Linked DNA regions of Homo sapiens: region 2 is linked to region 1. A link is an interaction called in ENCODE POLR2A ChIA-PET data of the cell type or tissue named here. Cell type or tissue: IMR-90. All regions are shown on one strand.

Evidence for each region. Peaks named below come from ENCODE experiments on the same cell type or tissue, not always from the same donor. Only the 100,000 strongest peaks of a DNase experiment are listed, where the experiment ranks them.
Region 2: POLR2A ChIA-PET joins it to region 1 with 5 read pairs; 2 of 35 experiments call an interaction of 5 or more read pairs at or near these places.

The regions. Positions count from the first base shown.
Region 1 is chr3:187,169,244-187,171,743 of GRCh38, reverse strand. No RefSeq gene overlaps it. Among named protein-coding and RNA genes, the nearest start is that of RTP1, 27 kb to the left of the region's middle. RefSeq lists an enhancer at 400-901. In IMR-90, no CTCF peak of the experiment used is centred here; a DNase peak (open chromatin) is centred at 1,443.
Region 2 is chr3:187,309,562-187,312,061 of GRCh38, reverse strand. No RefSeq gene overlaps it. Among named protein-coding and RNA genes, the nearest start is that of MASP1, 19 kb to the right of the region's middle. In IMR-90, no CTCF peak of the experiment used is centred here; no DNase peak of the experiment used is centred here.

The DNA of each region.
Region 1 (2,500 bases):
TAAAAATTATGAACTTCCTAACTTTGTCTATTACACAGACCTGAAAGAAATAAATCATCAATCCATTAGCAACAAGTACCTCTCAGCACCTGGATCACCAAAAGTGATCAGAACTTTCTGGAAAAATAATTCCTTCAGATATAAGTCAATAAATGTATAAAATGAGCCTGGAATATTTTCTTGTACCAGATTTCAAAAATTCCTATTGTCATGTCAAAAGACAAAAGGCAAATGAAACTAACCTGAAGAAGCTTTCACTGGCCAAAAACAAAATAATTGGATCATCAAAAAGAATAATGGCCACAATTCATTGAAGTACATCAAATATGCTAAAAATCCATAAATTAATAATGATATTTTAAATAAAAAAAACCAACTATTTATTTCAAAAATAGGCAAGGGAAAAATATTACATATTTATCTTGGCTTCCTTATGTAATCTGCATTTTGTGATAACCAAATAATAGTTGAGGGGAAGCTATTCTTTAGAGAAGAATTACAATTAATAAAAGAAAAGGGGCCGAGGCGCAGTGGTTCACACCTGTAATCTCAGCACTTTGGGAGGCCAAGTAGGGAGATCACTTGAGGTCAGGAGTTTGAGACCAGCCTGTCCAATGTGGTGAAACCCCATCTCTACTAAAAATACAAAAAAATCAGCTGGGCCTGGTGGAGCACACTGGTAATCCCAGCTACTCGCGAAGCTGAGGCATGAGAATTACTTGAACCCAGGTGGTGGGGGTTGCAGTGAGCTGAGATTGCGCCACTGAACTCCAGCCTGGGTGACAGAGCAAGACTCTATCTCAAAAAGTAAATAAATAAAAAATAAAAGGGAACAATAGGATCAGAATATCACTATTTTGCAGTCCTAATGAAATAATGATAAAGAAAAAAATCTAAATCTGCTAAACTCATTAATTAAGATGTTGTGGGGAACTTTATAGTGGATGGGTCAGGCTGACACCATCTGATCTTACTGATCAATTAAGAAAAGAAAGGCAATCAGACATCACGTGTCTCCTAATATAACGCTGCAGGAACAGTCCAACACTAGCACTGAAATAGTCACATTAAAAAATCCAAATCTGGCTGGGTGCGGTGGCTCACGCCTATAATCCCAGCACTTTGAGAAGCCAAAGTGGGTGTATCACGAGGTCAGAAGTTCGAGAACAGCCTGACCAACATGATGAAACCCTGTCTCTACTAAAAATACAAAATTTAGCTGGGCATGGTGGCGCGTGCCTGTAATCCCAGCTACTCAGGAGCCTGAGGCAGGAGAATCGCTTGAACCCGGGAGGCAGAGGTTGCAGTGAGCCTAGATCGTGCCACTGCACTCCAGCCTGGGTGACAGAGTGAGACTTCCAAAAAAAAAAAAAAAAAAAACATACCTGATCAGGCCTGTAGATAGTCTAGAGGAAATACGAAGTATGAGGAAACGTCTCAGACAAAAACCACAAGAATGTATCACCAAAGTCCAAAATGTGAGCAATTCTACAAGATACATGATTTTTTTTCCAAATAAATAAATGGTAAAGAAGAAGAGGGGGAAGGAGGACTGCTATAAAGTTAAAAAGAATTGAGACGCACAACCCGATGTGATATGTGAACTTTCTGACTGAATCAAATCAACTATAAAAAGGCATGTTTGAGATAACACAGACAACTTAATTATGTACTAAATTAGATGATTTTAAGGAATTCTTTTTGAAGAATTATGAGGAATTATGAAGAATGATTATGAAGAATTTCAAGGAGTTGCATTTGGAAATTTGAAATTTAAAAAAAATTTTAATAGTAAAAACAAAAGCAGAAGGTAAAAGGGAATAAAACTGTAAATAAGATGGATCCAGGACTGGATTTGGGGCATAGATGTATACATGTGTTATAGGAGTACCACAAAACAAGCTCTATGTTTGCAGCTACCAATGTGAGAAGGGAGAGAAAAATAGTGAGAAAGTGCTCAGTACCTACTCAGCAAAAACAAACAAGCTTTTCAGGTAGAGCATCATTCTACTGCTAAGTCCTGAGCAAATCCTCTGCCCTGGATCATCACTTAAAACAAATCCAGGACAGCTTCCCTTTTTAATTTGATTGGCCAAATATTTAAATCCTTTACTCCATACCCCAACCACCTGAACTATATAAGACCAAAAGACCCCTCATCATTTAAGAAACATTTGTTGAACTCTACTATATTTCAGTATGTGTGGTAAGAGTAAAGTATTTATTTACAAAGAAGGCAGACTCTGCTGTCAGTGAACTTAGAGTCTATAGTGATTTGCTGGCATTCATACAACCATCACATCATGCCAAGATAGATAGGTCATGAGAGCGAATAACAAAGATCTCTGGAAGCGGAAGGATTCCTCTTCAAATTCTCAGGACAAGTTAAGGTTTCTTACAGAAACACCATAACTGTGTGTTGTTAGCACAAGATGGGTTTTGCTGGGGGTGACATTCCACATAAACCAAAGGCAGAGGTGGTCTGCACATCCTTCTGGGG
Region 2 (2,500 bases), 140 kb before region 1:
CTCTAATTTCTCCTTTCCTACCTACAACAAAGCCCTGCCCTCTATAAACCCCACCCCCTCCCCACCCCCACCCCTGCAGCTCCAGAGCCAGGAGGCTGGGACTCAAGTTCAGAGAAGGGAGGATGGGGCTCAGGCTGAAGTGCTGGCTGCAAAAGCAGAGGGAAGGAAAAGAAGGAGTGAGGGAATTTCCCCAAAGTCTAGAACAAACAAGCTGAGAGGGGAGAATTGAGCAAATTTAGTCAATTCCGGTGTGGGGGGAATGTTCCTGGGTAATCTGGGAAACTAGATAAGTTGAAGGTTGCCTGTGATTGTGTTTGTCAACACACAGGTGATCTAGTGGAAAGTTACATGGACGATGAAAAAAAAATGGCTAACATTCAGGAAGCATTCAAGTCAATGGCTGACTCTACACTAAGCAGCTTACATATTATGTCTTCATGAAGTAGGCATTATTCCCCATTCATACATGGTGACTGTATGTCATACCAGTACCTGAGTTACATGGACACCCAAACTGCCTGAGGCCTGGAATCAGACTCTTGCTCTATCCACTAGGTTGCTTTATAACCTCCTGGGCTCTGTCACTGCCTACAAGCTTTACGACTTCCAGCAGATTAACTTTTCTGAGCTTTAGGATTTTTTACCAGTAAAAGAAGTTATGCTAAGTATTCCCCAAAAGATTTTGAGGTTCAGATAAAATAGCAAGTTGAAATGCAGGTTGCTTCATGAGTCTCAAACACCAACCTAATCGCTATTAGTAGTGGCCATGGCCTCTGACATTCACAAGGCCAGCCACTTAGAGAGTGGACATTTAGTTCTCAGCACCACTGGGTTGACATTTTAATTCTGTTTTAAATAAAACCATTACTCACTAATGTAACTAATGTTTTATTGTTGCTAATTCCAGAACCATTACACTATGGAGCCAGAAGTTAAAAAGAATTTAACTGAAGACCAAAACATGCTCAGTAGCAAATGCCTCTTTTATAAATAATTTCTGTTCCCAATTCTAACTTGGAAATTAAACAATACACTCCTGAACAACCAAGGGATCAAAGAAGATATCCAAAAGTATCTTGAGAGTAGTGAAAATGGAAACACACATAACTAAATGTGTGGACTTCAACAAAAGTGGTCCTAAGAGGGAAGTTTATAGTAATAAGTACCAATATTAAGAAAAAACAAAGGTCTCAAATAAACAACCTAACTGTATACCTCAAGGAAGTAGAAAAAAAGAACAAACTGAGCCCAATGTTAACAGAAGGAACTAAAGATTACTTCTGAATACATAAAACAGAGACTAGAAAGACAATATAAAAAATCAACAAAACTAAGAGATCTTTTTAAAAAAGGATAAAATTAACAATTATCTGGGCTATCTAAGAAAAAATAAAGAGAAAACTCAAATAAATAAAATTATAAATGAAAAAGAAGACATTAAAAGTGATACCACAGAAATTCAAAGAATGTATTTTATGTCAACAAATTGGATAATCTGGAATAAGTGGATAAATCCCTAAAAACATACAACCTACCATGAAGGAATAGAAAATCTAAACAGTCCAATAATGAGTAAGGAGACTGAGTGAGTAATGAAAAACTTCCCAATAAAGAAAAGCTCAAGACCAGATGGTTTCATAGGTGAATTCCAACAAACATTTAAAGAGGAACTAAAACCAATCCTACTCAAACTCTTCCAAAAAAAAAAAAAAGATGAAGAGGAGAGAAAACTTCCTAATTCATTTTATGAAGTCAGCATCACCCTCATACAAAAGCCAGACAAGGATAATACAAGAAAGGAAAACTATAGGAAAATATCCCAGATAAACATAAATGGGAAAATGTAATAAAATAAATATAGCAAACTGAATTCAACAGCATATTTAAAAAATCATTAATCGTGATGAAGTGGGATTTACCCCTGGGATGCAATGATGGTTTAACATATGCAAATCAGTAAATATGATATACTACATTAACAAAATTTAGAAGAAAAACTATATGATCATCTCAACGGATGCAGCAAAAGCATTTGACAAAATTCAGCATCCTTTCATGATTAAAAAAGACTCTCAAGAAATTAACTATAAAAGAAATGTAATTCAACACAATGAAGACCATATATAACAAGCCCACAGCTAACATTATACTCAATTGTGAAAAGCTGAAAGCTTTTTCTCTAAGATAAGGAGTAAGACAAGAGTGCCCACTCTGGCCACTTCTATTCAGCACAATACTAGAAATCCTAGCCAGCGCAATTAGAAAAATAAAAATAAGGACATCCCATTCAGAAAGAAAGAAGTTAAATTGTCTCTGTTTACAGAGGTATGACTTTATATACAGAAAGCTCTAAAAACGCCATCAAAACAGTTAAAACTGATAAACAAATTCAGTAAAGTTTCAGAATACAAAGTCAACATACAAAGATCAGTAGCATTCCTATACATTGACAACAAACTAGCCAACCCCTGCCCCCGCCAACAACAACAAAAAAAAACAA